Regions from separate parts of the Homo sapiens genome. Here region 1 is linked to region 2. Evidence: read pairs that join two places in POLR2A ChIA-PET (ENCODE). Cell type or tissue: A673. All regions are shown on one strand. Links, peaks and the distances in the headings refer to the core of each region. The heading gives the core; the rest is flanking DNA.

Region 1 (6,052 bases), core at 2,698-5,197, 140 kb after region 2:
AGAGTTACATATGTTTTCCACTTGTAGTTTTTACGACAAGTTTACAATTTTGCCAAACCTGGAACTAATTGGGACTGTTTCCAAAGCGGCCCAATAAACCCCCAAAAGTGTAGAGCCATTTGAAAAGGCAGTCAGTGATGTTTTGCCCTTGCATGTTCTCCATTTTGGTCAAAGAGAGGGGAAAAGTTAGATTGCAAAATTATTTCATTTAAGTTGCTTAAACACTTACTGTTTCATATCCTCCCAGTTTTTGAGCAGCTTGAAACATAGTCCAAAGGTTAACTGTTAGAGGGACAATAAGTATTTAGATAAGCATTGCATTAACATACTTCCAAGAAATGTCAATTAAAACATTTTTTTTTTCAACGAGAAAGAGAAAAAAAGAAATACTAAAGTACCCCAGAGAGCTAAGTTCTTAGGAAACAATTTGCCCAAAGGGCATTTGACAACAGAATCTATTATTACCACTTAAAACATTTCTTAAGAAACAGTCATAAAGCTACAAAAATGGTTCTACTTTTAGGATAAAGGCAAGAGTTTTAGTCCTACTGTCATCAGCAGAGCAAGAGAAGCTAAATTAGATGTCTTTGGGAAAAAGCATGGGCTCTCAAAACTGGGGTTGGTCTTGTTCGACCCTTAGACGCCATTGATTAAACAGTAATATATAGAGCTTCTCTCATATAAGAACTCTCCATAATCAATAAATAACAGCCACTTTAATATACGATTACCTTCTTAATAGAATGTCTGATGGCAGCACTATATTAAAGGTTCATACAGTATTTCACCAACATGTGGTGGCTGGCAGTGAGTAGGAAAACAAATATTTCACGTGGAGGCCACAGTGATACAACAGATAAAAGGGAAGGAAGACATTCATTCAGAGAGGAATTGAATCATGAACCCACTTAGTCCCCTAACTGGCCTGTGTGATGTTGCAAATATATTTTTTTCAAACAGATTTCTCTTTGCAGAGTTTGTATATGTTTATGCTGTTAAACAACTATACCAAATTGCTAGCAACCCTGTTCATTTATACCAAACACCATGGAATGGGACTGCTATGGATTTGATTTTTTTACATGAGGGGAAAATTGAACTTCAAGTGATTCCTTGGTAAGGGAAATGAAGAATAAAATGATTTTTATTTTTAAAGGCTCTTTGACACAACATGTTCGCAAAGCCTCATTGAACCTTGCACTACTTCAGAGCTATCAAGAGCCCTGCCTCGGCCTTGATTTAATCTGAACCAATGCATAATGCAACAAAGCTGTTCATAATACATTAATTTTACTTCTATTTCAAGCAACCAGTTTTCAGACAAACATTGTAATCATTCGTAGTTATATAAGTTTATAATGGCTGCGAGTGTTCTCCTGCAATCAGTGCCAATTGCTATTAGGTATGTAAATTGTTATGTAAAACACACAGTTTTGACATTCTTCATCAAAATGACACATGGTTTTAATCTACGAAGATACATTTGGAGAAAATACTATTTCAAGCCAGAGGCTCATCGCTTTGTGCACCACTAAATCCAGACAGAGGCAAAATATATATTCGGTTGCAAAATCAAGGCAGGATCTGGATTTCTTCTCTTTTGATTTGGAATTCTGTTTGGCTATGAGTTTCCTGTTCTCCTTGCAAATATACAATGACACTTATATTTAAATGTACATGTCAAAGTAATTCAAAATTAGGCCCTCTGTTCCAATTTGTGTATTTCTTGTTTTCTCTGAAGTTGGATTTTTGTTATATTTTAACACATTTGGGGCTTAGGAAATGTGTTTTCCCTTTGTGGTTGTTTTGTCCATCTTTAAATGTCCTCCTTTTAAAAGCTGTTTTTTTCACAGGCAACATCTGTGCCTGATAAAGCTACGTCATATTATTATCTCACAAGAAAGGCGTCACAGACACTCAAGATTGACAAAACAGCAAATGAGAAACTTTCAACATGTCTATTTCCAGTCATAATCAGTGGATTCAAGCCTATAAATATCTCACTGCAACTGTCCCAGAAGGGAACAATGTAGCGGAAAAAGGCAGGGAAAAAATTCTTGGCCTGGAACATTTATGGATTTAGTATAAACAGAGAGCACTATCCCCAGATTAGGATTTCAACATAATCCTGAGTCAAAATTATTTTTTCCAATTCAAAGAATCTGAGCAGCTCTGATAATTCAGAAACGAAAACAAGTATACTCACTCTGTTTAAAACCTAAATAGGGTATTCGTTCTATCGGCGTTTTCCTTTCTTTCATGTATTTATAAAGTGCCACCAAGAAGGCTTGTTCATCTGCCCTGCACTCTTCACCAATGGCAACCTTTGGTTTTTCTTCATTTGAGACTTTTTTACAGTTATGGTTATTCTTCGGCTTGGTCAAGGCTGACCTGGCCTCACATTTCACCTGGAAAAGGGAAAATATACCACATCAGACGAGGCACAGCCCCAGGATGCTTACCAAGACATAGCTAGTGACAGAGCCAGCAACACTTTTCAGTGAGTGCTAAGGGTGAACCGGTAAATTATCCCTGCTTTTAATAGCTTTTCAGAGGCATCACTGAAGATGAATTGTCTGAGGCCAGGGGATGTCAAATTTCTGTAAAGGGCCACATCGTAAATATTGTAGGCTTCTGGGTCATACAGTCTCTGTTGCAACTATTCAACACTAGTAGGACAGCAGGCATCAGCAATATGTTAACAAATGGGTGTGGCTGTGTTCCAATAAAACTTTATTGACAGAAATTGCCAGCCAGTGGGTCATAGTTTGCCAAACTATGCCAGCTTCTTTTAGACTCCTGACAAGTATGTTGATGTGAAATGAGAGATAGCCTTTGCATCTGGTAGAAACATTCTTTTGTCTCTCTATATCAATACATTTTATTTTCTTAAGGAGAAGCATCAGTTAATGTCCTTGAACAAACCCTGCCTCCTTAACAAATAGAACCATATTTTATACTTTGTATCAAAATGAAAGGCAAGTCTATTTCTTTGTAGTAAACCACTCTTGTTGCTATTCTCTCCAGCAACCTTGAAAAACAAGTCAATACCAGCAGATGCTGGCATCAGCAATACCAGCAAGGCCTCTGCTGTTTGCCACCCAAGAGTGATGCGGGGGTACACCCTCAGTAGGAAACAAAAGATCTCACTGTTTAATGAGGGCTTCTTGCTTTATCAGTCAGCTCTAAGAATAAGATGTTAACTTGCCACAAAAGAAAGAGTAGAGGTCAGCTAAAAACCCAAGAAGAGTGAGTATAAAGCTCCATAATTAAAAAATAAAAGGCGGTAAAGTCTCCAGATGTTCTTCCTTCCACACTGTAGGCAGACAGGGAACTTGGCATATCGAGCGGCTAACCTAACTTTCCCTCCTCACTGCCATGTTCTACAAGAGGACTTTGATGGTCGTTAAATATAACACTAAGTTGCTGAGCTATTTTAATTGTAAAAGGGGGAAGTACAAAGGGTCAGACTCTGAGTTCAAGTGTGCCCATGGGGAATGTGTACATTCCAATATTCTTTACATCTCCGTAACTGACATCGGGAGAGAAGAGGGCAAGTGCTGGGGAAATGTTACGAATAAAAATGTCCCACATATTCTACAATGCTGTCCATTACAGGATTTCGAACCTTTTTCTTTCCCTGCAGCTCCTCCTTCCTAAGCATTAAGAACATAAAAGACTATGCTTATTTAGTAAAGGAAAGTACATTCTCTGCAGGAGTTCTTCATTGCTTATTCTCTCAAGTGAACACATACAGTTTAATATCTTTCGACTGGTCCTGCAAAGATAAAACTTCCTCTGAAACTGATTCAATGGGGCTTCTAGGTAGGATTTTAACTTTTAAGGGGCTATGGAAATGGGACTAAAACAATTTTCCCATGTAGATTTTGTACTCTCTAACATTATATGAAGGCGAACATCCCGTGAAACTTTATGTTGTCATCATTTTTCACTGCCAAATTTTAGGCTGTTGGATCTAAAGTTCTGATGAAATCTATAATTTAATGGCTTCTTGAAATCATAACATCACTCCAGTTTTAATTTGTATTGCCTCCCACCCCTTCCTGAGTGTTTCCTGGGCAGCCAGGCTCCATTCTCAACGCTGTTTATGTGTTATTTCAAACTTAAAACCCGAATGAGGTAGTTATTATTTTCGTATTAGAAATGAGGAAACGGAGGTAGACAGGATGAGCAGCATGTACAACATCACAAGATCATGCCCTAGTTAGTAAGTGGGGAATCTGGAATTTAAGCCCAGGCAGCCTTACTTTAGGGCTTATGGTTTTAAATGTTATACTTTTCTGACACTCTTAATACAAATATTAAATTGGTAATGAAAACAAACTTCTAATTAAAAAGCCTATCTTATTACCAGGCATTACGAAACCTACCACTTAGAAATGTGATTTATCAAATGAAAAGCAAAAGACAAATCTAGGGGGTTTCCAATGTGTCAAGGAGCTCCATTCCTCCTATTGTATATTGAGCAAAGGGGAAGGAAATCAGTTTTCAATTGAGCACCTACAATGAGCTAGATACAGTGCTGTGGGCTTCACATACTCTACCTTCATGTTCCTGAGAATTGTAAAAGGGAGATATTTAGCCACATTTTACAGTTGAGGAAACTAGAGCTTAGTGAGGTCATGTATGGTTTGGAAGGGGCAGACCTCTGGGTTTAGAACTCAGGTCTGCCCCACTCCAAACCCCAATTTTATAACATAAAGGAGTAGATCTCTCAGGTTTGTGTACAAAACTGACTGAGTCTTAAATTTGCAGTGATAATGGGCCAACTACCTATATTATTAGGTCAGAAGAACCACTGTTAAAAGGAGAATAAGGTTTGAGCTCCTTGGTGTGTAGAGAGCTGCTTAACCCTCTTCCTCATCTGTGTAGAAACACTCAGAAACAGAAAGAAGACACAGAGGGGTGCATGAACCAGGTCCAAAGTAACCCAGACTCCCTGCTACATAGCAAAGGCTCCAAATGAAGCCAGGCTGCTGCCTACTGAACTCTGTCCTGAATCTCAGTGGGCTTGCCAGCATGCTGCTCCTGGGGAGGCCAGGTACTTAGTAAGAAGTGAACAAGTAAACAGAAGCTTCTTTTCTTGTTCTAGCTTGATATTTTTTTTTTTCAGTTAAGATAAATGAGCTCTTTAGGGTATTATTCTGATTCTGGGTAGGACTAAATCAAGTTCCTTTCTGTATGTTTTTACATTTACCCAAAGCATTCTCAGCATTTCAATCTATTAAATTATTACAGTGCAGGTGGTAGTGGAAATGGGAGCTAGTCTTCATGTTGACCTAAGAAAGCCCAGCCTTTTGATGGTGACAGTTAATTACTAGATCTGTTTTTCCTGACCTGAACACCATACACCTGTTGAGTTCACTAAGTACTTTGGGGTTTCCAAAATGATTGAGGAGGTGCTAATTAAAGAATCAACATTTAACGTTTTCAATGATCCACCACCTATTTGATATTAACCACATCCTTCCACGGGATTGAGTTATAACTAATCCAGCCTTCAACTGGGGCAGTAAGATGTGCTGAACCAGCAATACAAAAAGCTAGAGTTCTAATCTTGGTTTGGTTGCTAACTTGCTAGGTGACCCTCAGTTTCTACCTTAGTAAAGCAAAAATGATAATCCCTGGGAATAGTTCTGAGGACCAAATGAGAGGAAAAATATTGAAAATAATGAAAGTATCACATTTGTGAAATATAGAAAGTATGTTTATGGTTTAAATGAACACACTTCCCACCACAGTTTCCTTTTTTGTGTTCCTTTTAGAATATAAACCACCTGTAATACACTTCTGCCCTTCAGAAAATGCATACGGGATATTAAAAATAATTTGCCTTCTATCAATGTAGGCCTTTTATTAGGGTCCTATGCCATGAAGATTTCTGTTATAGATCACTCTATGAAAGGCCTGGGCCTCAGGTTCACTGCTTTAAGATTATTCCAGAAAAAAATGGCAGGATTTGGGCTGAACACAGTCATGAGATCTTCAAAGAACTGGTAGTTTCCTCCCCACGTGACACTTGCTGTCTTTG
Region 2 (5,789 bases), core at 3,290-5,789:
GCCAGGCTGGTCAAGACTCCTGACCTCAGGTGATCTGCCCACCTAGGCCTTCCAACTTGCTGGGATTACAGGCATGAGCCACCGTGCCCGGCCAAACTTTATTTTTTAAATAGATTACTTTTATGTTCAGAACTGGACTTTGAAATTATGGATAGTATTAGGTTTTTCTGCAAGCCTCCCTTAACGCAGTGCTTTATGTATAAATTCACTGATTTTTATTCAAAGCAAAAATGTATTGCTATCTATTAAAAATGAAATATATATCTTCACATTTATGTTTTAAACTAGTCTACCTTTTTTCTGTCTGTCTTAGGCCAATGGAAGCACTGTTGTGAAGAACTTATGAAAATTGAGATTATGTCACCACGGAAACCACCTTTGTTCTTGACAAAAGAGGCAACCTCAGTCTACCATGATATGAGTAAGTGGGGTTTGTCTTTTCTAAGCTGCAGGATAACAAAAACAACATTGTCCATACTGAAGCAGCTTATTCTATTGACATTAAAATGCTAAAATTTTCAGGGCACAATCAAAATAAATGAAAAAAGACTGATTATAGACTAAGGAACTCATGTTTAATAGATGAATTAATACAAAATAATGAATACACGTTTTTTCATAGTCTGAATGCTTAAGATCAGACAAAAAATTTAAGGCTTAAAATGAGTAAAGGTGCACTGAAAATAAATATTAGCTGAGTAGCTGATGAAAATTCTGAAAATAAACATTTGCACATTCTAAAATGTAATCATGTTCAGTAATTTTTTTTCTGTATTTTATTAAATTTGTTTCCAAGTAGTGTTGATAGATGCATACTAATGAATGGAAGCTTTCATCTCTAGCCAGAAAAAAGAAATTGGTTAAGTTTAATACTTTGGAAAATTTTAAATTTCTAGACCCACTAATATTCAATTTCCCACACCTTGAAGGGTGTTTATTTTTGTGCTGTTGCCTCAGTAAATAATGTTGTGAACAAGTGCAAGTCAGTCTAAATTCTGTTTAATTTGCCACTAATGTACCTGTACTTACATTCACTTTAAAATGTCAGGTTAAAAATGATACATTTGGGTTCACACATTTTAAAATACCAGTAATTTATTTAATAGAGATTTATCTCTGTTCTTTTATTTTTGCCAAGGAAAGTTTCACCCACCACCCTTATTACCAAAGTGGTATGAGGGCTTTACTCTGTTTTCCTGGGTTTTTGGTTTTAAGCATTTTCCCTTTTAACAGAGACTTTGCTGGTCTACAGGAAAGAATACTCATCCAAATGCAGTCATCCTAATATATATCTAGCTTTTGTAAAAAAGGAAATCTCTTACCTAGCAGTCAGAATAAGGTTTTAAATCCAGGAAATGTTATCTCATAAATACTTAATCTATAGAATTTTTTAGAAAACTCATATAACTCCACTTCTTTGAAAGATGGATTTTGCTAATTTATATAGGAATATATTTATACATGTGTATGTATTATGTAAATTATATGTATGTTATATATGTTTTATATACTATGTATTATGTGTATGTTTACATATATAATGTATGATTAGTGCAGCGCATGATCTTTTTAGTTCTGATGGTGTGGTTATTTTTACAAGTGAACGTTTTCCTTATCATAGTCTTTGATGACCATTGTATATAGCATACTAGTTTGGAAAAGAACTTATTTAGATAAAGTACATACTGCTTTTGAATTTTTTCATGTTTTTTTTTCTTAAAATTATTATAGGCATTGATTCACCTATGAAACTTGAAAGTTTAACGGATATAATACAAAAAAAAATTGAAGAGACAAATGGGCAGTTCCTTATTGGTCAGCATGAAGAATCCTTACCACCTCCTTGGGCCACACTCTTTGATGGTAACCATCAAATGGTCATCCAGAAAAAGGTACTGTATCCTGCAAGTGAGCCATTACATGATGAAAAAGGGAAAAAGAGACAAGCTCCCCTTCCTCCTTCTGATAAACTTCCATTCAGCTTAAAATCACAGAGTAACACAGATCAATTGGTTAAGGACAACTGGGGAAAAACAAGTGTATCTCAGACATCGTCTTTGGATACCAAACTATCAACTCTAATGCATCACTTACAGAAACCAATGGCTGCTCCTCGAAAACTTCTGCCTGCCAGGAGAAATAGATTAAGTGATGGTGAGCACACAGACACTAAAACCAATTTTGAAGCCAAGCCAGTGCCAGCTCCAAGGCAGAAATCCATCAAAGACATTCTGGACCCTAGATCATGGCTGCAGGCACAAGTATAGAAAACTCTTAATGATAAAACATTTAACAAAATCTATAACTGTGAAGCTTAATTCAGAGGCATTATAGAATAATGTGTAATTATATAGGTAAATATAGTGATTTATACCAATAATTAATAAGCTATTAGGTATAGAAAAACATTTTATAATGAAGAAGTGGATTTCTCTTTTACTCCTGATTTGCAGAATGTAAGTGATTTCTCCAGCAGTGTGCAAGAGGCAGTTTCTAGACAATATCCTAATTGTTGGAAGGGTTAATTTATTCCTGAATTAGTACCAGGCAGTGAATAAGCCCTAGGCAGAATAAAGCATTAAAATTTCTTTTGGGGAGAGACTGTCTAGTAATTTAAAATGTGTTAAATATGAACCATATTCTCATTGTGAGAATTTTAATACTAATGGAATGTTTCAAAGGTTTTATTCAAACCACAAATTATAGAATCCACCCAAGAAAATTTTCTTAGCATTCTGGAATTCTCATCTAATGGTTCACTGGCTCTCATCTATTGTTTAACTCACTAGTTTATAGGCCTGACCTTTTAAATTCCTGGGATAAATTTTAGAATATTAAATTCTTCATCTTTAAAGGGAATTTGTAATGTGCTATTCAAACTTGTTTCCTTGATGAGCCCTGAAATACTGTTGACATTAACTTTCATAAATGAAGCATAACACTTACTAGTTTAGAGAAATGGTAGATGAAATGCTCTTTACATTCAATTTTCTGTGTGTGGTGCTAATTTCCATTGTGACTTTGGAATTTAGGGAAGTGAGTAGCTGATCAACACCTTAAAATTCATTTAATACTTATTTAAAAAGAAGATGAGAGATTCAAAAATATCAGAAAAGTTGGCCATGGTAAATAATTTTCAGAATTCTTTTTTAAAATTTTAATTAGATTTCCTTTTCCTAGTAAGAGTTGATGTCTGCTAGTGGTATTTTTCATTAAATGTCATATTCTTACAACAGTGACATTGGAATCATTTCCATAGGAGGTAATTTCCATAGCAACTAATCATAGTGACCCAAACAGGATTATAAAGTCAAGTGAGGAATAAATAGCAGAAAAATACCTTAAAGGAACAAAAAATCCATTTTTTATAATAATGCTTTTTGTAAACAAGAGCAGAACAGTTTTAAAAATCTAATTAGAATTTCCAAATAAAACAGTTTCCATAAGGTGTCAGCAACAGCACTAAAAATCTCAAATCACACTGAACCCTAAATGTCATTGCAAGAAATAAAAATTTAAGAATTAAATTGCTGCCCTGTGTATAATCTCTTGAGATCTTTTTAAAGCTAGCAAGAACTCTATTTGGATCAGAACTACATTATTACAAAACAAAATGAACACTTGACCAAAAAACCACATTAATTTAAATGGAGCCTTTCATTATTTTCAGATAGCGGGGTCTTTTCCATTTATAGAGAATGATGTAACTGCCAGGACACTTTTGTGTTTGCCCAGGACTCCTAGTAAGAATTGAATCTTGAGGGAGTAATGATAACAAAAGGTTTCTTGTGACTGGTAACATCAGGACAGACAGAGTTTTTGGTGAGAAGAAAGTACTATATGCCTGCTTGATAGCATGTAGAGATCATCACATGTATGGAAACCTTAAAAAGTAAACTTATTTTTTCTAACTAGAAGGCTCTCATAAGTTTCTGTTATGATTGCCATTTCAATAAATGACATTAAAAATCTAAAGGATATTATTGTTTGAATTTTTGGGTTATTTTTTAAAACTTCATTGCTGTTTTTGACAGCATTTGTGACTGTCATTGCCACTAAATTATTGAGCTAGAAGATGCTGCAGGGAAAATTGTTTTGAAGCTGGCATCTAAGCATTCTTTTTTTTTTCCTAGTTGATGCCTTCCTTTATTACAAATCAGTATTAAAACTTCCAGATTATATTCTTGTCATTTTTCCTCATGCAGATAACAGCAGGAAGGACTTAAGGTGTATAAGAAAAAGAAAGTATTCATACAGAAATTACCTAGCAGTTGTGCCCTCAGAGTAGAACTTTGAAACAGGACTGAAGCCCTTTTTACCTAGAACCATTTAAAAGCCTGAGCAAGGACCACCACCCCCTCCCCACCAAATTATTCGGTCTCTTTCTGGGGGGCCCAGCTTACTGTATGTTACAAGTCTTTGAAATGGGTCTGGTGTCTTCAGCTCCTGAAATGCTAATTTACCCCTTACCTAAGGAGTGTAGTTATAATACAGAGTTGGTTTCCTTCCTTCCTTCCTTCCTTCCTTCCTTCCTTCCTTCCTTCCTTCCTTCCTTCCTTCCTTCCTTCATTCCCTCTGTCCGTCTCTCCTTCCCTCCTTCCCTCCTTCCTTCCTTTTTGTCTTTGTTTCTTTCTCTGGCCCCCTGTCCTCTCTCTCTGTCTCATCCCCTTTTCCCACTTTCCTTCTGTCTCTCCTTCCTCCCTTCCTTTACAGTTTAAAAAAAAAATCTAAAAATAGTTAAGCACTGTGTCAAAGAGTGTTTCAAAAGAATTGTTTGTTTTCTCATTTCTTAAACCAGAAGTTTATGACAAATAAATATGCCATGTAATATGAAAGCTGCTTCAGCTTTTTATGAGCTTTCACATTCCTTGTTTGTCCTTTTAATTTGTTTCTTGATATATGAAGACTATAAACTTGAAACAAAGAGTTAGCTGTCAGCTCTTGATAATATAATTGGGGAAACAGAATAGATATTTTATGATATGATAATTCTGATGATCTAAAGATAATGTCTTAGACAATTACCTTTACATTTCAAGCTCTGGGATATAAATTACGTAGTCAGCATTAAGATAGTATTATTTTTAATTGCTACTAAGTGGTAACTTTTGTATTTTAATATCTTGCAAGGGCAAAGAAGGCATTTTTAAAATTCTAAATGCACACCTCCTAAGGTAAATAGTCTTTCAAAAATATCAGGCGTGCCAACTCTTGCTGAGTTTTGTTAAATCCTCCTTAACTGTCTGCAGTGCCCCCTGACTTCTTTTAAATGGATGTGAATATATGTGGAAAACTAAATCCATTTATTATAAATGCCTTATCTTTACCCTTTGGGATCTTACTAAATGCATTTTACCTGCTACTATTTATTAAAAATGGAAGCTGTCTTGAATTAGAGATACCTCACGTAAGGTAGGTTAAGCAGTCAAGTATTTCTTTAGGCTTATGTTCAGCACCTCAGCCCCCTACTGAGAAGTTAATTAATTCAGTCCAAAATGAAATTATAGGGCAGTTTGGTGCAATTTATGTTAAATGCCATTTGAATGTAATCACCTGTGTTACCACGAATGAGGCACAACTATACTACATGGACAGAGTACTGCATTGCACCATGAGCAAGAACTGCTCTGCAAGAAAAATATCTGTCCCTGTGGTCTGAATTTATCAAAACTCATTTTCTTGTTAAAGAGTGAATTATTGAATAGTAATTAAACTTTAACTGATGACCATTTATATTCTAGTAGCCATCTTCACTGTTAGTCTTAAATTATAATGTAAAGTTGACATTT

What was found. Peaks named below come from ENCODE experiments on the same cell type or tissue, not always from the same donor. Only the 100,000 strongest peaks of a DNase experiment are listed, where the experiment ranks them.
Region 1: POLR2A ChIA-PET joins it to region 2 with 6 read pairs; 9 of 35 experiments call an interaction of 5 or more read pairs at or near these places.

Annotation. Positions count from the first base shown.
Region 1 is chr10:62,053,473-62,059,524 of GRCh38, reverse strand. ARID5B (AT-rich interaction domain 5B) reads right to left here. Exons shown (of 10, transcript NM_032199.3): 6 at 2,207-2,408; 7 at 230-282. Among named protein-coding and RNA genes, the nearest start is that of ARID5B, 150 kb to the right of the region's middle. RefSeq lists an enhancer at 4,721-4,840. In A673, for the core only: no CTCF peak of the experiment used is centred there; a DNase peak (open chromatin) is centred at 4,044; H3K4me3 peaks cover 1,768 bases; H3K27ac peaks cover 2,461 bases.
Region 2 is chr10:62,194,386-62,200,174 of GRCh38, reverse strand. RTKN2 (rhotekin 2) reads left to right here. Exons shown (of 12, transcript NM_145307.4): 11 at 314-421; 12 at 1,732-5,789. The coding sequence ends at 2,267. Among named protein-coding and RNA genes, the nearest start is that of LINC02621, 62 kb to the left of the region's middle. In A673, for the core only: no CTCF peak of the experiment used is centred there; DNase peaks (open chromatin) are centred at 3,734, 4,434, 4,544, 5,184 and 1 weaker place; H3K4me3 peaks cover 485 bases; H3K27ac peaks cover 2,500 bases.